Regions from separate parts of the Mus musculus genome. Here region 2 is linked to region 1. The links are chromatin loops, found by intact Hi-C in ENCODE. Cell type or tissue: heart. All regions are shown on one strand. Each heading gives the region's core, and the rest is flanking DNA. Links, peaks and the distances in the headings are about the cores only.

What was found. A loop is a pair of places that touch in the nucleus more often than their neighbours do. Peaks named below come from ENCODE experiments on the same cell type or tissue, not always from the same donor. Only the 100,000 strongest peaks of a DNase experiment are listed, where the experiment ranks them.
Region 2: a loop joins it to region 1, with 4 times the contacts of the local background. A loop is called at or near these places in 15 of 42 quality-filtered maps.

Annotation. Positions count from the first base shown.
Region 1 is chr4:83,565,978-83,573,977 of GRCm38, forward strand. All of the region lies in intron 6 of Ccdc171 (coiled-coil domain containing 171), which reads left to right. Among named protein-coding and RNA genes, the nearest start is that of Gm25899, 42 kb to the left of the region's middle. In heart, for the core only: a CTCF peak has its summit at 4,724 (motif pointing left); no DNase peak of the experiment used is centred there; H3K4me3 peaks cover 1,324 bases; H3K27ac peaks cover 840 bases.
Region 2 is chr4:83,254,492-83,267,447 of GRCm38, forward strand. Ttc39b (tetratricopeptide repeat domain 39B) reads right to left here. Exons shown (of 20, transcript NM_027238.2): 4 at 9,203-9,310; 5 at 7,335-7,466; 6 at 6,391-6,467; 7 at 1,554-1,621. Among named protein-coding and RNA genes, the nearest start is that of Gm42307, 23 kb to the right of the region's middle. In heart, for the core only: a CTCF peak has its summit at 7,700 (motif pointing right); no DNase peak of the experiment used is centred there.

The sequences.
Region 1 (8,000 bases), core at 1-8,000:
AATTGATAAATGGGATCTTATGAGACTGAAAAGCTTTTGTAAGGCAAAGGACGTAGTCAATAGGACAAATTGGCAACTTACAGATTGGGAAAAAAAATCACTAACTTCACATCTGATGGAGGGCTAAGACCCAAAATATATAAAGTACTCAAGAAGCTAACCTCCAAAAACACTAAACAACCCAATAAAAAAAATGGGGTATAGAACTAAACAGAATTCACAACTGAGGAATCTTAAATGGCAGAGAAGCACTTAAAGAAATGTTCAAGGTCCTTAGTGATCAGGGAAATGTAAATCAAAACAACCCTGAAAGTCTTTCTTACATCAATCAGAATGGCTAAGATCAAAAACTCAGGTGACACCACACGTTGGCGAGAATTCAGAGAAAGGGGAATACTCTTCCATTAATGGTGGGATTGCAAACTGGTACAACCACTCTCAATCTGGAGGTTCCTCAGAAAATTGGAAATAGATCTACCTGAAGACCCAGCTATACCACAATTGGGAATATACTCAAAAGATGCCCTACCATGCCACAGGGGCATGTTTCACTATGTTCATAGTGGCCTTATTTGTGATATCCAGAAGCTGGAAACAACCCAGATGTTCTACAGTGGAAGAATGGATACAGAAAATATGGTTCATTTACACAGTGGAATACTATTCAGCTATTAAGAACAAAGACATCATGAGTTTTGGAGGGAAATGGATGGAAATGGAAAATATCATTCTGTGTGTGATGTATCTCAGACCCAAAAGGACATGCATGGTATGCAATCACAACCCAGAGTACAATCCACAGAACTCAAAAAGGTTAACGAGCCATAGGGCCCAAGTGAGGATGCTTCAGTCCCACCAGCTTTCATTATACTGAGATACATTCCTTTTATCCCCAGTTTCTTTAGATTTTGTTAAACAAAATGAAAGTTTTTAAGGTTTAGTGTGTGTGTTTGGGGAGGGGGCACACAATTTGCATGAACCAAGCCTCTACTATACAGATTCTCAGGTCACACTTGGATTACTACACTTGGAGGCAAGTACTTGGGAGGCCATTTCACTGGCCCACTTGGGTGCTTTTATCATAAAGAGACGCTGTGTTTTGTCAAACACCATTTTTGCTTCCCTTAAGATGATCATGTGATTTCTGTCTTTGAGCCCATTTATGTGATGTATTATTACATTCATTGATTCACGTATGGGATTTCATGTGGCCTGAGCCTCACAAGTCTTGTGTTTGCTATCATAACTACAGTGAGTTTCTATTATTATGCTCCAACTCCACGGGAAACCCAGGAGAGCTCAAGAACTGCAGAGCCCGCTGCAATCGTGCATAAGAGTCTTTTAGTCACGAGTCAGACTAGGATCACAACCCTTCCCACAGCATAGGACAGGAGTGCAACCTTGAGCTTGGGTGTCTTGGCACTTACATCCAGCATAGTTAGAAATTCTTCAAATGCTTAGGGTGATGGGAGGGAAGGTGGGTGAGATAAGTCATGACTCAGACAGGATACCATTTGGAAGGGCGGAATCACAAGGCTGAGAGGGGGAGTCTTCTGACCTAAGGATGATCTTTATGGGGCTATCAGGAGCTAGTTTTATGACTGGCCATAACTATCTGTGACCTACCTACCTTCTATGATTTAAACGTGGGACCTTAATCTCCCTTTTCCAAGGATAGGCACCAGCGGCACCTGGGAAGCGCCCAGCAGGTTATCAGGGAGAGTGCTAGCCTTGGTGCCACTGCAGCTGGGGAGATTTGTCATTGTCTCACTCAAGCTGGTGCCTGTGGCTCCTCAAGTTCTCCGTGTGTGTGTGTGTGTGTGTGTGTGTGTGTGTGTGTGTGTGCGTGCGTGTGTGTGTGTGAACCCCCGTGTTTGCTGCAGGAGGGAGCAGGGGTTGGGGAAAGCAGAACTTCTGAGGGAAACCACAGAGGCTTGCTGTGGGAGAGAGCCTAGGGTGGGGGAGGGGGGCTTCTGTGGGAGAGTGCAGAAGGAAGCCTCCTGTGCACTTCACTATGTTCATGTGTCTTGTGTCTGGAAAATGCTTTTTTCTTGTAGTAATCTGTTGTGTCCGGCCAGCAGACCACAACCTGGGTTCTAGCCTGGAAAGGCATTTTGGAAACCTGGAAGAGAAGAGGGGCTAGGTGGCGAGAGAAAGAAATGTAGCCAAGACAGTTATTCTGATCAAAGCTCAATTTTACTAGTTCCGACATTTCAGTTATAAAGGAAGGGGGAGGGGACCCGATTCCTGCCGAATAATCTCAGGTCCAGTAGAAAGGTGAGCACGTGTGTGGCTCCAAACAGCAAAGCTGGCAGGTTCCAGCAGTGGGCGTGGCAGAACGAATGAGCAGGAAGCTCCACCCCTGAGCAAGCAGGTTTCAGGCTGGAGGAGGGGAGACTACAGTAATCCATTGCCTCTGGCGTTTACAATCCTTCCCACCCTCTGTCCTGTGGTCCTGAGCCTTCAGAGTTACTGCTCATCTATGGTCATTGCTGCTCCATTCACAATATACACGAAATGGAAACACCCAGATGTTCTTCCGCTGATGAATAGTGAATAATGAAACTGTGGTCTACCTACACAACGGGATATTATTCAGCTATTAGGAAAAATGAAATTTGAGGACAGTTGGATGGAGCTTGAAGTGGTCATCCTGAGTGAGGTAACCCAGACCCAGAAGACAAGCATCACATTTTCTTTCATATATGGATGCTTTGACTCTTCAGATGTGTATGTTTCATCTGTAAACACTACGAGATCAGGAAACGAGTAAGGGGCCATGGAGAGAGGCTTGCAGGAAACAGGAGGTAGGGTAAAGGGCTGAAGGAGATTAATGATGGGGATGGAGAGGTGGCTCAGGGGTTAAGAGCCCTGGCAGCTCTTACAGAGGACCTGGGTTCAATTCCCAGTGTCGACATGGTGCCTCAAACTGTCAGTTACTCCATTTAAATGAAATTCAGTGTTCTTTTCTGGCTTCTGAGGACACTGAATGCACATGGTGAACAGAAAAAACAACACATATACATAAACAAAATCTCCAAAAAATGTATGGGAGATAAATGGAACAGAAGAGTTGCATTAAAGTTAGGGATGGGAAGGCAGGGTAAAGGAGGAAATGGGAGGTGGATAGTTACTCTAAAGACCCTTTCAAAAAGCTATATGGAGACCTACTACTCTAGAGGTTTCCTAAACTATGTATGCACATATATGAAAAGTTAAAATAGAGTTACAGTGTAACAGGGTGGTCTTGCTAGACACCACATGGTAACAAATACACCCAGTGCCAGAATGGGTTACCTTTTTGGTCATTGATGTTCCCATAATCCCTCGTAGGCCCTCAGACATTACTGGCTATTGCTGTTGCTGTTGGTTATCCTTCAGAACACGACAGTGAGGCCCTATTGCTGAAGACATCGCCTACCTGAGCCATTGACCATGGAGAAATCACGTTAGTGCTTGCCTGGAAGCTCCATCCCCACTACTAGCTCTCATATTTCAGGAAGGTACTATATACATGATAACCGAGGAGAAAAATGTTACCCAGCTATGAACCCTGTGAGCCACGTTTAAGAATTGGCCTGGCCATGAACTTGTGATCCTCCTGTCTCCATCTCCTTCAGCAAATCCTACCAGCATGGGCCTGGTTTACAGAGAGAGTTCCAGGGCAGCCAAGACCCTGTTTCGAAACAGACAAACAGACAAACAAACAAACGGCCTGGCAAAACATGAAGACATTCCTGTTGGTATAATAGGGGCTGCAAACATCATGAGGGCAACCAGTAACTTTTTGATTGTATTTAAATCTCAATACACAAGGTGAAACCCATACTGTATCTCAAGAGAACCTACTACTTTTATGCTGCTAGAATGACATGATATTAAACTGAGTCCAATGACTTGTTGTTATACTATAGATTAATACACTCACTAACCCTCATCATAGAAATGTCTATCTGTAATAGATAGTGATTAGCATAGGGACCCACAGCTGGTCCAGGTGTAGAGAAAAGGACTTTGCGATAGTAAATAGAGTCTGGGTTAATACTAGTTATGACACAGTGTAGCATTTATTGATTGATTGATTAGTTGTAATTTTTTCTTTCCATGACTCCTTATGACTCTGTAAGGTTGCCTGTCTTGCTTTTTAAATTTATTTTTAGTTATGGGGAAGGGCAGGCATCTGCAGTGGCTGGAAGTGTGGGATCCTCAGGAGCTGGAGTTACAGGTGGTTGTGAACCTCTTGATGTGGGAGCTGGGGATTGAACTTGAGTCCTCTGGCAATACATGGACTTCATTGCTGAGTTATCTCTTCAGCCCTTTCACTGTACAGTCTACAATTCAGGAACAAATTACTGGTTTTTTTTTTTTTTTCATCCTGGTTCTTTGAGGAGACAACCTTATACCAGATTAGTGTTATAGATAGCCAACTGATGTGTTTTCTAAGCTAGAAAGAGCATATTTGCTTGATACTTTACTAAATATAGTTCTACAAGTATAATTAAAATTCCTCAGGGTTGGAACTATAGTTTGGATTCTGAGAAATGTTGTTTACATAAGTACATATAAAGAGTTATAGTTTTCTGTATGTGTTTGTAGAAGATGTGGAAAGAAAACAAGATTATTTTCTAACAGCACAATGTGGTTTCCTGTGATGTTAAATGTTAGTTTAAAAACAAGCTGCTTTAAAAGACATTTTAAGTTCAACAGTTCCCTCTAGTGGACAGAAGAAAGGACTCTCCCATCTTCTACTGTGAATTTCATTTCACAGGTCAGTATTATTTTTTCCGCTGTAAGAAATCAGATATGCAGCCAGTACCAGTGATGTAACTGGCATCCACCAAGTACTTCATCTCAGTGCGTGAGAGTCTCAATTCGGATGGAAAGCACAGTACATTTTATGCCATCGAGGACCATTTCGAATCACTTCTCCGATTCACCACTGTCCTGTCCCACAGCAGAGCCCCTGTTCTGAACCTGATGTAGAATATTATTTATATACTTTCATGTAGTTTTACTCTGTTTTTAAAAACATTTTATGTTTTTTTACATATATAAGGCCCAAAGGCCCTGTCTCAAAAACCAGACCAAACGAAATAACATTAACGACAGTCTTCATACAACAACAACAACAACAACAACAACAACAACAACAACACACTCCTAAAGTTTTGATGGGACCACTATAAAACCCTTTACAGTTGAAGCAATCTTAAGAAAGAAAGCAAATCAGGAAGTAGCATTATGCGACCGACTTTCAAGTACACCGTTGAGTTGTACTGGTCAGATAAGTATGGATTTGCATGAAAACAGAGAAGCCAATGAAAGAGTCTAAAAGTAAACCCTGCAGCCACACCCAGCTGATGTGGACAAAGGTGCTAAGAACATGTTGGGGAAAAGGACAGTCTTTTCAATAGATGGGAAATTGGAGGAGGGAGGAATTCTCCTGCAGAGGAATGAGACCAGACCATCAAAGTACCAGTTACAGCTCAAACTGGAATGAAGACTTTAAGAACCTGACCTAAAGCTCTCAAACTAGAACAGGGGAGTGCTTGAGGATGGCAAAGCAAGCAAAGATAGTCTTTAAAAAAGATTATGCCCTAAAAGTACAAGAAAACAAAGATAATCAAGTGGTATTGTATCATAATAAAATGAGGTACAGTTGTAGAAATATCTTTTGACATTTGTTTCGTAATTTCTATGAAACACATTTCTCTAATACTTAGAAAAGTCATTTTAATATGGTGATGACATTAATATTTTTCCTGTAGATAGCTCGCTCATTCATTCGTTTATTTGTTTATTTTGAGTCAGGGTTTCTCTGTGTAACCCTGGATGCCCTGAAACTCACTCTGTAGACAGCACTGTCATCAAACTTACAGAGATCTACCGGCCTCTGCCTCCCAAGTGCTAGAGTTAAATTGGTGCACTGGCACCCACCCCTGGCTGCAGATAATGCTTGGACAGTGAGAGGGGACTCACTGGATTGCCCAGTGATGCTGGGCTATTTGGGACAAAGTGTCTACTTTCAAAAATATATTTAATTTTTTTGAGACGGGTTTCTCTTTGTTGCTGTGGCTATCCTGGAAGTCACTCTATAGACCAGACTGGTTTGGAACTTAGAGATCCATCTGCCTCTGTCTCCTGAATACTGGGATTAAAGGCATGCACTACCACCTGACTTTAATTTTATTTTTATTTTGGGTGGGTGAGTGTTCTGCCTGCATACAAGTCTGTGCACCACATTAATGCTTAGTGCCTGGTGTCCTCAGGGGCCAGAAAAGGACATTGGATCCCTGTAACTGGAGTTACAGAATTGCCGTGTAGGTGCTGAGGACTGAACCCAAGTCCTCTGCAAGAAGAGCCAGAGCCCTTATCCACTGAGTCAGCTTCCCAAATTTCTGTTCTTGAGAGCTACAGAGTCCTACAATAAATATATTTTCAGTGCCAACTTTCTTAGTTTTTAAAGTTGTAAAAAATTTTTTTATAGAGGCAATTAAAAAAAATCTCATATTAGGTGAAGGCAAGAAAGACACCTGTGGTGGTGTGAATGACAGTGTCCCCCATAAACTCAAAGTTTGAACACTGAGTCCCCAGTTGGTGGTGCTCTTTGGGTAGGTTGAGGAGCATGGCCTTGCTGGAGGAAGCATGTCCCCGGAGGTGTGCTTTGACAGTTCCAAAGCCTCGTGCTCTTCCCAGCATGCTCTCTTGCTTTGTGCTCCCTGCTTGCCTAACTATTGCCCTGCGTTCCTGCGGGTGGTGTGGGGATGAACTCTTAACCTTTGGAACTGTAAGCCCAAATAAGCCCTTCCTTCTCTCGTATGCCTTGGTCATGGTGTTTAGCACAGCAGTAGAAAAGTAGTTAATGCACAGACCATTCTGACTCCACTCAGACAGAGCAAACATAACTGCGTTAAGTATTTAGACATTCAAATAATTTGAGGTGCTACTCTGATTTCACCCAAAGGTTTGCTCTACACATGAAAGAGTCGTTAATCATCTTTGTCTCTAAAAAAAGTAAAGTTATGTATCATATTAAATATGGATTTGGAGTCAGTACCTTTTAGCTGATGAATATAGATAAATATTATACTCTTTTAATGTGCATTTTAAAATTTACTATTATTGTGTGTGGAGGTGTGCATGCTTAGACTAGAGCATATTTTTGTGGGGTGAGTTCTCTCATTCCACCTTTGTGTGGGTTCTGGTGAGCAGATTGAGGTGTGGGCTTATGTGGTCAGTGCCTTTACCCAGTGAATCATCTTACTGGACCTTTTTGTGGTTTCATGTTAGCATACTAAATAATAAGTTTCATTGTGGAATTTTAGCGAATAGTTTGTTTTTGTTAGCCTCTTTTCCCTCAATCCCTTGTATGTACCTGTACTCTACCACCTCCAGTAGTCTCCTGTCCACTACCAGTAGTATATTCTGAGCACAAAGATCCCACACTAGCAGCTGACCTTACTAAGAATGGAGGACGAGTTTAAGAATGGAGCTGGAGTTGCTCCTAAGTCTTAAGATCACCTGATCTATCTACCTCTTATATGTTTATCTGCACATCTAATCCATATAGGTATGATCTTACACAATTTACACCATACATTATAAAATCACTTGTGTTATATCAACTGTATGGGAAAAGCAGACTAACGATAAGTTAAAACTAGCAAGAACTGTATGAAGTACATTTCTCAAGATAAAACACTGAAAAAGGAAATGTTCATATAGAAAAGTAAGCTATGGTTAAGCTAACAAATACATTTAAAAACTGATTGTGGTCAGATTCACATATAATGAGTATCATGCTTACTATGCATTGGCCAGTTTTTCAATTCTGATTCTACTTGCTAAAAATGACCTCCAAAGGAAGTGTTAGTGAAGTTAACTTGAAGCTCTAGGGAGTAGGCCACATGGAGATGATACTGTTGCAAAGTGAAATGACCATTTGAGAAGAGAAACTCAAGTCTTACATGGCTGATAGAAGCCAAGCACATATATAAGGT
Region 2 (12,956 bases), core at 2,719-10,718, 310 kb before region 1:
GACCAAATGCTTATTTTGTGATGGGCACCTGATTGCAAAAGCAACATGATGTGCTGAGTGATTAGGCCCAGGCCACGATGGAGACCCGCGCCACGATGGGGACATGCACACACCCGTGGGGTGTCAAGAAAACACAAAGTGGAGCATGGAATCAACCAGAAAACCAAGAAAACACAAGGACAGACTCGGGGAAGGAAGGCAAAGCGATCCTGAAGTTTATATGCAAAGGAAACCTCAACTGGACGCACCAGGAAGCATTAAAGACCACGCGGGGCCATCTGCGAGTACAGAGATGAGAGCTAACACAGCACTACCGCAGAAGAGAAAGGGGCCGAGCGGGAGGGGAGCCACTTTGACCCCTGCGTGAGCAAGGATCAGTAGCACCTGAGGACAACCCTGGAAACACTTTCCCAATCTGTGATACTCTGATACAGAACCCTGACAGAGTCCAAGAAAGCCACGGAATGCAGAAGCAGAACACCAACATAACAAGACAGAGGCTCCTTTCTGAGTGAGAATCAATCACAGAATGCGAGATAAACGAAAAGTAACAAGAAACCAGGGACAGTCACTCAGCCGCTGTACAACCAACCCTTCAGCAGCTGATGAGCACCACTACAGGAGCCGGGATTCGTGGTGGGAGCACGGGGAAGGGGCGGAGCTTATGAGTACCTCTGCAGGAGCAAAGGTGGTGGGAGCACCGAGAAAGGGGTGGAGCTGCAGATCCTAACCCAGCCAAAGCACAGATACACGGAAGTAACCACAAGCAGACATGAGGGAGGAGGAGGAGTGGACACTTCTAAGAGGTTGGAGTTCAACTCCTCAGTTACAAAACAAAGTTTAAACCTAAAAAACCGGTCAAAACCCCACTTGGAAAACACATAGGGAGAAGAGTAGGTGCCTCCGTGATTCAATGTGACGTTACTGACATGGCGAGAATGCCGTCAACCCGCCTGGGTAATTAATGTACAGGGCTTCGGGGAACAGGACACTACCCTGACTCAGTTTTACGGAACCGAATCTAAGCTAACATGGGAAAAATACCACCACTATTACCACCTAAACAAACAAACAAACAAACAAACCTGGAGAAGTAACTTTCAAAATCAAGACTCTGAGACTGTTTTCTGCTGGCTTATCATCTCTACTCCCGCCCTCATCGGGACATAGTCATCATCGGGTCATAATGTAAAACCCATGCTTCTAACAGCATTGGGGCACACACGTGTACGTAAAGCGTGAAATGTAGGGCCTCATAATGACTCCTTAACTTCTAAAAACTGTTCTTTCCAGGTAGTGGCCAGCACTTGGGAGGCAGGGACAAGTGATCTTCACAAGTTCTAGCCCAGCCAGGGCTACACAGTGAGACCCTGTCTGGAAACCAACGTAAGAAAGGGGAAGGAGGGGGCAGGGGGGGGAGGGGACGGAAACAAATATCTTTTATTACCACTCTAAGCTTCAGTGCTAACACAGGCTGAGCAACATTTACCGTGCTCTGTACAGCGCTGGCAGGCTTCCTGCCCAACCCCAGTATTCAGCCAGACGGTTATTACCTGCACAAATGTGAGTGCTGCTTTCTGTAGGAGACACTCGGCGTAACAGATCTCAGCATGCATCTCCTCTATTAAAAACAAATACATTGATATTACTCTATTAAAAACAAATACATTGATATTAAGAAACAGTATTGTTTTAAAACATTCTGAAAATCGTGGAAGATAGATAAGCCCAAGAAAGACGCAAAAGCCGAGATGGCATCCATGCTTCCAGAGAAACAGGATGGCCTGTTCCTGGATAAGCCTGGATCGTGTGAATGGTTAAGGTCATCTTCACCTCCAGCTAACATTACCAGCAGAGAGAGGCTCGAGAAGAGGAGGAAACCGACTGTTTGTCTGAACAGGGTCTCACTTGGAGCCCAAGCAGTACTAGTTGTAGTCCAGACTGTCCTTCAACTCACGGCAATCCTCCTGCCTCAGCCTCTTGGTACTATAGGCATGAATCACCCCTGAACCCATGTGTGCTCACAAAAAGGAATTACCAGAGCCAGGCCAGCCCAGCGACATATGCACCACCCAACATGTCCTGGTGTCCTGGACAGTCTGCTGTATTTGCAGAGATCAGAGAGAGAGAGAATTTTATGTTTCTACATGAACAAAACCATCAGATTCCTATCTCCATGGAGTAGAGGACACCACGGGGCCTCTGCTGTCTGTGGAAATTGGTGTGTTATTTGAGCTTGGAGGGAAGATTCTGCTTCATGCTAGTACAGGGTACTGCTCAGGCCTGCCTTTCCTCTCTGCTGGTCTCCTCATTTATATGGTCCAGTAATAATGCTTCTACTTTGCAACCATGGATTAAATGAGTATTGCCTGTAGCGCTTATCAGACACGCGCGCGCGCACACAATCAGCCTTGATGAATGCTGGCAACTCTGACCATTATTGTTTTTGGCCCGAGTCTGTGCTTCTTGGTTAAGGTTCAGAAGGCGGCACAGGGCCTTTTTAATTCAAGTGCTGACGCAACAGGAGGCAATCTGCGTCACTGGGAACACTGCTGGCCAAACTAGATAAAATAGAGGTTTTCCTTCATTTACACACACATGGCCCACGGGCTCTCTCATACTGACTCAACTTAAATGTTCAATTTGTGAAAAGTACTATGCAGCTAAGTTCCTCAGAAACAGGCAGGGAGATGGGGTAGAAGACACCACCAGGACACGGTGTTGTCTGTGTGCATCCTGGCACTGCCACCAGTCACGATCCAGTCTCCAGGACGCCTTCCCTCAGAGTATGCCTCTGGGTTTTCAGGACCTTCACAGGAATGCCAACTAGCAGATGATTTTCACCACCTGACTAGCCGAGTCCTAGGTTATGCCCTTCCCTCGCCCAGCCTTTTGAGCAGGCTAAACAGATCTTGAGTGTGTGCCACAGTGGGCTTTCTGACCTAGGTGGAGTCGTCCTCCTTGCTGCACCTGCAACTTCCTACAGGAATTCAGAGGAATAGACTGCCCGCTGAGCTTACTTTGCAACATAATCCAGCTGAAACAAAAGATGGGTTTGGTGCTGCAGAATTAAACTTTGAGCCAAGCTCTGAACCTTTGACTTGGCTTCGCCCTTCTCTCATACCCGTCCTTTCATTTCCAGCCCCGCTTTCAGGTAAACCCAGTTCACCCATGGCCGCTGGACAGCTACACTGGGTAACTGCTACAAAGTGACAACCGCCTGGGGTTATCAATGCCAATGCCACCTTGAGAACAGATGACTGGCCTGGGGCAGGAGAGGGGAAGGGAAAGGTCAGCACTGGTTGAGGACCAGAAGATAGAAGGCAAGAAAGTGCAGGCGCCCTCCCAAAGGGGCAATGGGGAGCCTCTGGCTATAGCATGAGGTTCCTGAGGGGAGGGGAGGAGAAGGCAGCAGGCTGGCACAGGGGCAGTGCCGAAGGCTACAGTTGGCGGTGGGCTAAACAGCAGGTCCTCATCAAGGCCTGAGCAGAAGGGCGACTAAACCAAAGACAGACAGACTTTGGTATCCAATAATACAAAGGATATGAGACAAAGCAGGGAGAGTCTGGACTCTGTAATTCCCGTGTAAGTATTCTCCCTACCGACTCTCTTCCCACATTCCAAGCTCTGCACCTCACTTAAGCATCGCACTCTCTGAAATGAGCTGTTCAGCACCAGCCACCAGTCATGGGAGGAGAGGAGCAAGAGTGTTCCACACCAGGTCCATGAAAACCGCCATGGAGATACTCATTCCTGAACACAGAGAGAAACTGGACCATGCAAACAAAAATTACCAACAGGAAAACAAATCCTATACTAAAGCGACAGTGTGCTGCCGTGCCCTGTTGTTCTGGTTTGGTTTTTGCCAACCTATCATAAATTAGTTATCTAGAGAGAAGAAACTCAATGGGAGAAACTAACCTCCATCAGGCTGCCTATAGGCCAGTCTGCGGAGCATTTTCTTGATGGATGATTGGCCCAGCAGGTGGTCCTGGGTGGTTTTAGTTCCTGCCTCAGCTTCCCCTGATAAGGGACTGTAATGCATCCTCCCCATCTTGATTTTGGTCAGGGTGTTTGTCACACCAATTGAAAGCAAACTAAAACACCCTTCAAACTTAAAAGTCTGTTTAGGATGCCCTCAGAAGCAAAAACACTGGAAATAAGATGGAACTTCATGTATTTCGCTTTATTCCTTCACTGTGACTGATTTACACTGAGTAATTTCTTCACCAACATACACCTTAATTGTAAATTCCTTAGTCCATGAAAAAATTCATGGTGCACTCAAAAAGCTAGCTAAACATCCTTTTTGTACTAATCTAAAGATATTTATAGTTCAGAATAAGCTACAGACATGGGCCAGTTAATTTTTCAATATTTAGTGGAAAGTCCAGATTTCCTAACTTGCTCTGTTTAAAGGCAACAAGGGGAAACCAGAGCACAGCATCGCTGACTTTCCACACGTGATCCATCAGCCATGTAAGGTGTTTCCCAGCCCTCCACGGGAGAACATGGGGACAGCGGAAGAGCAGTGGTTTAGGAAAAGCAGACCAGTTCCCATGCTGCTCTGACAGCTGGATCACCTTGGCCTTTCTCTCTGTGGACATCAGTTAAACACAAAAGGGGGAGAGGGGGATAATGCTAAGGAATGCACCAAGAGGGTGCCTGGCACACAGAGAACACTTCAAAAAAAAATAGAGCATTAACATGTTTTAGAATTATTTATTCTCACACCAAAAATACCATGTCATTCCTCTTAAAACTAAGGTTTAAAACTCTCCAGTGTCACCTTCACACCACAAAGAAAAAGGGAAGCAGTCACCAATGGACCAGGGAAGGAGTCACATGGGGTTCCCAGGAAGGAAAAGGCAATGCAAGTCATACTGGGGCCAGTTCAGTCTCATGGATTGTCTCGGAAACACTTTAGGCCTCCCAGTACCAGCTCTTGTTCTTAGGGATGCTCGGAGATCAGTTTCTGATGAAAAAGAAGATAGGTTTCAACTGCTGACAGTAACCAACAAAATACCATCAGTTTCTGCCATGGTTGAGTCAATACTCTTTTCTAGTAAGTCCTAAACACAAGGGACGTGTCACAGTCCTGTCCTGTGATCAACACTGAGAGCTCACATCACTAACTTCTCCAATGGCCCAAACAAGCTGACAACACTCCTACAGGACAAACGGAGCCCCATGGTAAATCTCTCTCCAGGTGTGTGCAGTGTCCACTTGACATTAGGTCTGTCCTGCCTTGACAGCCATCCCCAGAGCTGTGCTCGCTTCCCCAAACCGCAGCTGCTCCAGGGTTTGCACTAATCATCTCTTCCAAAACACAGGCTTGAAAGTGACACTAGAGTCCCTGGATGCCCCCTGGTGATGACGCACCCTTCTGTTGAGGGCTGATTAGGGCTACTTCTCCCCTCATCTTAGAGGGAATAGGGAACAATGGGTGATGATGTTCCTCCCAGCTATCTGGCTGAGTGCTTTCCTGGACTCCTGATTATTCTTAAAGCCCACAAGCCAAACATCTTCATCAGCTATGTAGACGAGCACTGTCACTTCAAGGTATAAACTTTATCCAGATACACCTTTAATCTCAGCACTTGGGAGACAGAGACAGGTGGATCTCTGTGAGTTCAAGGTCAGCCTGGTCTACAGAGTGAATTCAGACCAGGGTGGAACCCATAGGAAGACCCTGTCTGAAAAACAAAACAGTACTTTCACCTTGGAAAAACATTAATAGTCTGTAGAAAATGAAACCCTCCAACGATAGTTGAATATAGTTTGAGGGGGGAAAATGCCAATACCTATCAATATTGTAAAATTATAAACCCTTGGTTCCAGTTATTCTACTTTTAGAAAACTGTCTCATGAAGTACTTGAAAGAATACACAAATATATATATATATATATATATATATATATATATATACACACACACACACACACACAAGGATTTTAGGACAACAATATTTGTTAACAGGAAAAAAATTAAAACCATAGAGCTGTCCAAAAATTAAAACCATAGAGCTGTCCTTCAGTGATGAAAGAACAATCACGTTGCTGTACCGAGTACCATCCCATTTCACAACTGCACAGCTCCAAACAGAGAAAACGCATTTACGGACACTGGTGTGGGGCAAGATCACATTGTAGCACAAGTGTGTGGTTCAATGTTTGAAAAAAAAAAAAGAGCAAGTGAAAAACAAACTGCGCGCGTCCCTTATATGCATTTCTGTTTGCACAAATGTGTACACAGCTTCAAAGTCAACCAGGGACCAGGGTGAGCTGGGAAAAGGAAAGGCCACTTCCTTCATTCTCTACACTTCAGTGATGGTTCAGGGGCTCTTAGCCTCTAGAAGACAGAGAGACCAAGCCTCAGTGGATGCTTACCTTCACTCAGTTGTTCCAGGGACCCTCGAGAAAGGAGACTTGAGAAAGACTCGACAACTGTGCATTTCTTCCTGTATCTGCATTGAAGACAAGGGCAAAGATCAGCATCAGGCGAAGCTCACTGTCACTGGTGATCCTTTCAATCACAGCAAGATGTCGCCACATGGCAATTCCTAGTCCCTCTGCAAGGCCAGGCCTCCCTCCTCTGCATACAGTGCCTAGTCCTGAACCACCAACCATGAGCACTCAGCCTACTAAGGGTGGTGTAGAGGAGCCCACAGGCCCACTGCATACGAACCTCCCCTCCTTTGTGGATGAAAGCAGAATGCCTGAGGTAAGTGCCTCCACTTACCTCAGAAAAGAGTGGACTGAAAGTGCAGTCAGGAAAATGTTCTCCATTTGAGATTATAACAAAGTCACATGACGATTCATCTTAGCCACATTAAAATTCACCAATATAAGTAAGAGCCTTCACGATGGCCTTCTACATGCAGAGTACAGCTGAGAACTGACACTCTCATTCCAACAAATCAAGTGTCCAAAGGCATCCTCGGGCAAATAAAAGTTCCCTTCTGAGTGTGCAATTTCTCCCACATAGAACAGGTGCACTCCCTGTTTGACTTGACATGGCACCCAGTTCTTAACCAACCTACCGCAAAAGAACTAGAAAGATGCTCTCTGCTAGCCCTTCTGAAGCCTCCCTCAGACTTGTACCATAGCTCAGGCCCCATGTACCCAGCAGAGGGCACAGGTGCTAAGTGGGAGCTGTATTATAATTCCACTGCATAGAACGGAACTGTCCAAGACACTTTAAATCTCAAGTCCTGCTCCATAGCTCTGGCTAACCTCAAACCAACCCCTTACTTCAGCGACCTGCATTCACTTGGCACTCTGGCGGGAAGGCAGGGGTTGTCTTAGCTCGGATATAAATTACTCAGTCATACTTTTGGCAGGTTTGTAAAGCGTCCTTCATGGCAGAGATGCCATTCTGGATGTCCTGCTGCTCGAAGGTCATGACAGCCTGCAACACCACAATGGTGCTGTAGCCCAAGGCGTGGTACATGCTCTCCTTGGCCCTGGAAAAAACACAGCCGGTGAGTACATCTCAGTACAATGGAAAGGAAAGACACAAAAGCCCAGGTTTTTTCTGATACCAACAATACCTAATCCTCACCGTGTATATCTCAACTTCTCCTCCATAGTTACTGAAATGATACAAGCTCCAAAAAGCCTGCTTTAAAACCTCAAGTATCAATTGAAACCCACACAGTAGAATGAAGTGCTGGGGACAACATGCCTTTCCCTGATTCAACACAAGGGGGCAGCCTCTGGACTTTTTTTCCTCGGAAAAAGTTTATAAGCAAAGCTATTTTTTTTTCCCCAGTTGAATGGGGGCAGTGCACCACCTTAAAATCTGAAAAGGGTGAGGCTTGGTGACACACAGCTGATCTTAGCATCCAGAGAAGCAGAAAGAGGAGCTCAGGAACTCAAGGTCCTCTTCTGTGAGTCTGAGGCCAGCCTGGGCTACTTGAACCTTATCTAAAAAAGGAGGATGGAGGGAGAAAAAATCTAAGGGAGGGGGATGAGGCAAGGCAAGGCGAGTCGAGGCGAGGCGAAACTTTAATGTGATATGAAGAAAAAGTGCCTTTAAAACTGTTCTCTCCTTTCCAGTCAAAGCCAAGAGGAAGCAAGATTTTTGCACTAAATTAGGTCACGCACAGAGAGACCTGAGAGAGTAGCCCTTAGGATCTAATATCTGAGGGTCCTGAGGAAAGCTCCTAACAGTGGGGTAACCAGGCTCTGGTCACTGCCTGAGCGTGCTAGCTCCTCTCAAAGCCTCTTACCTGACCATCTATGTTTCAACATCCTGAGGCAACCTTATTCCTTTTGTTCTTCCTCACACAGAGTCTAAATAAAGAGCCTTTGTCCTGAATGAAGGCACTGCCCGCCCACCCCAGTTATCACCCCAGTTATCAGTGGCAGTTCAAACCTCACACTCAAGTGGGGTGGAAAAGGAATTTTAACAATGAACTGTGCATAAAGATCAGAGACCATGAAATCAATAATTTATTTTTATGCTATTTTATAAGCACATTGTATAAGTGAAAGAGGGTTTGTTTAAAAAAAATAAATAAATAAAGGACACAGAGACACTGAGTCAGAATCGAGAGCTAAAGAGCAGCAAAGCCAGGCAGACCGAAGATGATGAAGGAAGCAGGGGTCCAGTAGACGACAGGCAAGTCTTAGGGACACTGCTGGCCACTTGACATGAGGGATCAGGTCCCCCCAGTTCAGCATCAAAGAAGCTTCCCCCGTCCCCCTAGACGCTGAGTCTGGAGACCACTACAAGATCACTTCTGCAAAGTCCACATCACATACACAGCTGGGGCCAGTGAGCAGGTAGGGTGTGTGTGTGTGTGGGGGGGGGGGTGCTGCCAAGCCTGAAAGCGCAGCGTTAGTAACTTCCATGACAACAGTAGCGAGCCTTCATCATATTCCTATTCTCTGAGATTTGATCTTAGCACTGGGATTACGCATCTCTAGTTATTCCCCTGCTGGCTTCAAAGGCAACGCTGGTCAGAGATTCTCCAAAACCATGGAGACGACGCCCCAGCACGCGTAGAGGCTAGGGTGTAAGCATCGGAAAATTTCTCCTGACCCAATATGAAACAACACTTCTTTAAAGCTGATTGACCGGATGGGTCCCATTCAAACTAGCTTATACACACTGAGGCAGGCACAGACACGGGAACATACAAACACGACATCAGAAAAACACATAAAATATCAACTGAGAAATAGAGTTAATTACCATGGACGTAGCAACTCTAGGGCATCTTTAAATTTGTTACTTAGAAATAAGTTCAGTGCCTCTGCACACTCCTCCAGGCCGCTCTTGAGATCCACCTTGGCTGATGAACTGAAGAGAAAAAGGAAAAGACATGGGAGTTTGGTAACTTTTACTATTAGCTCCTTGCCCCGGGAGCTAATAGTAAAAGTAGGGCTGGAGACCAGCTGACATCCCCCCTCCCCCTCCTTTGGTGCTTCTCAATGCTGGGGCAAAGAAGCTTCCCCCATCCTCTGTAAGGCCAATGCTCTGAGCCTATAAGAAACAGGTGGATAGAAAAGAGGCACAAGTGTGCACTGCACACACAGACATGGCAAGGCTGAACTCTGGGTGCCCAATTACCCTCATTAACACTGAGATGCAGATAAGTCTATGCAGGAGAGAGGGAAGTAGAGCCAGAGACAACCAATGATTTTGTTTTTCTGGAGTTTGCTCTTTGAAACAGGGTCTCACACCACAGCCCAGGCTGGTCTGGACCTCAAGGCCCAATTCTCCTGCCCTAGCCTCTGAGTGCTTTCATCATAGCCATAAAACTCTGAACTTCATTTCCCTGAAAAATCCTTCTGGCCGGCCAAGGCAGTTGGTGTCCACTCGAGTCTTTTTTCCTCTGGCTCTTCTTCCTAAGTGGGAAGGAGGGGAGGGGGCACACAGCACTGCATTCTCTCTGGAATAATCTCTCTTATCAGACAGGGGCCCTTCAAAGAAGGTTCCTCCTTGTTCTTCCAAAAGGAAACAGGAAAAGAAAATGACATCCCAAAATATGGTGCCTTGCCACGCTGACCACTAACGGAGCTTAGAACCCATGTCTCTTAGGCCTTCTCCCATTTCCTTTTACCTTCCTTCTTTTCATTCTTTTTAACTGGAGTCCTGGCCTAAAGCTCACTAAGTAACCCAGACCAGCCGAGAACTGATGTAATCTACCTGCCTTGGCTTCCTAAGTACATACTACCACTCTTACATTCTAGGGCATCATTTTCTAACAACACCAACTCTGTCTATAACATAGCTGGGCCTCAACTTCCTTATCTGTAAAATGGGAGCACAGCAATCTATTTCCTGGGGCAGTTTTGAGAAAGTTTGACCAACAAACAAGTGCCCATAGTAGGCACCAACTACATGAGGGGTTGGGAGGGCAAAGGTCACAGGCACGGAGGCCTAATTCTGAGGATGACTGTGACTGAAAGATGCTCCCTAACTATTATACAGTGGGGTGACTCATGGGAATATCTAGGTTGCAGGGAGGAGGACTTCTAGGCTGCATATGCTGCAAGCAAGACAGAAAATGAGAGAAATGACAGAAACTAGGCCAAAGTCAGAGACTATAGTGTCAGAGGGGGTGGATTCTATCCTAAGAACAAAGCCAAGTGCACTGTCTCAGAAATCCTGTCCCCCAGCAGATGTGGGGAGCACACCTTTAGTCCCAGCTCTCGAAAGGCAGAGGCAAGCAGATCTCTCTGAGTTTGAAACCAGCCTGGTCTACAAAGCAAGCTCCAGGCCAGCCAGGGCTACACTGTCTTAAACAAAACAAAACAAAACAAAACAAAACAAAACAAAACAAAACAAAACAAAACAAAACAAAATGTCGGTGTGCCCCAGGCTTCTCTCTGAGGTTTTGCACCACCCCTCAATGTGATCTGCAGAGAAAGGCCCTGTTTTAATAATCTCTCACACATAAATTAGTCAAAATCTAGTAATATTTGCTTAGTAGGTATCAGCTGCTGCTGCAAAAGCCAGAGAAGACAAAAATTCGAATGCAAAAAAGGATAAAAATGTGATTGAATTATACACTGAAAGGAAAGAGGTAAAAATTAACATCTTCCCGAACTAAAAGGCGTGGTTGGTACACGGCATGTAGTCCGAGCACTTGGGAAACAAAGGCAAGAATGCATGTGAGTTTCCAGCCAACCTGGTCTCATATTGAGATCCAGGACAGCTGGGGCTACATAGAAAGAGCAGGAGGAGGAAGAGGAGGAGGAGGGAGAGGAAGAAGAGGAGGAGGAATAAGAGGAGGAGGAGGAGAAGGAGAAGCAGAAGCAGCAGCAACAAGCAACTTAGTCTAGTCTAAGTTCCTGTACATTAGCTCTGCTTTGGCCATTTCTGCCCATCCTAGTTTATTTAAGTATGAGTGCAGTGAGCTGCTCTTTAATAGCTCATTAGTGTGATGCTATTTTTGCAATGCCTAATTTGCCTCTAAAAGAATTAACTGATTTTTAAACAGCTTCTTGGCAAATACTGGGAACTACCTTGATTTAGCCTAGTGGTGAAGATGAGAGATCTGGATAAGCAGGGAATTCAGTGCCGTGGGCAAATGCCAAATGAGTTCGGAAGAAGCAGGAAAGGCAGGGAGGAGGGAAATAAGCAGGAAGAGGAGGTGCACACCAGAGGCCCGCCTTCACTTCCGGAGCTCAGGCTGCGTTCCCTCTTACACTAGGAAGGGTCTTTCCCGAGGATATGGGGAAGTGTACTGGTGGATGCTTACTCTCTGATACAAAGGGTAAACACTGCCTACATCACCCTCTAAGACAAAGAAGCCAGGTGTGGCGGCACACACTTGTAATCACAGAAACTAGAAAGCTGAGGAGGAGCACTGCTCAAAGTTCAAGACCAGCCGAGCTAGATAGGGAATTCAAGGCCAGCATAGACAACATGGTGAGACCTCTTATCCAAATGACAAAGGCTGCAGAGATAGGTCAGTCAGTAAAGCATGTGCCTTGTAAACCCCAGGACCTGAGTCTGGAGCCCCAGAAACCACGTAAAAGCAGGATGCGGTGAAGCACACCGGTAACCCTAGCAACGATGCGGAAGATGGAAAGAGGTGGGTCCCTGAACACTCACAGGCCAACTAGCCTGGCCTATGTGGGAAGCTCCAGCCCAGTAAGAGATCCTTCCTCAAACAACGGTAGAAGGTTCCAGGGGACAGACAGCTGTGGCTGTCCTGTGAACATAGCATTGCAACCCCTCCCCCCACAAGCATGCTATCCATTAATTAATTAAAGAGGAAAAGGGAAGCTAGGTTAGGGTCAATGGTTTGATCAGTCTATCCTTCATTCTTTTTTAAAAATAACAAGATCATGCATAATAAAATAAAATTATAATAAAATATTATATCCACTTAAAAAGCACAGTCCAGGATACCCAGTATAGCCACATTACTGTGCAATCTCCAGAACTTTTATACCCTACAAAACTGAACCTATGTTCTTAATTTTGCTTGTTTGTTTTTGTTTTTGCTTTTCGAGACAGGGTTTCTCTGTGTAGCCCTGGCTGTCCTTGAACAACTCACTCTGTAGACCAGGCTGGCCTCGAACTCAGAAATCCACCTGCCTCTGCCTCCCAAGTGCTGGGATTAAGGGCACTCGCCACCACTGCCTGGCCTGAACCTATGTTCTTGTCACTAGCCTCCACTCAAAATTTGCCACAATCAATGATTTAGCCATTTGGGAGTCTCATCCTACTAAACTGTCTCTGGAATTTTACCTCCTTAGTGGCTATAATCTCCTTCATGGTGCTGGGATTCCCCCAAAGCAGCCTTCATTAATAACTGACACTAGCCTGCTTTGTACCCACATGGGGATGAAGTAGAATCCATACAACAAGAATAAAGAAGTTTTTAGAAAGTTTCTCTCTATTTCTTTAACCTGAGAGCTCAGACTCCTGCTTTCATGAAGGAGGATACATTTCCTTAAATACAATACACATCAAAGGGATAATGATACAC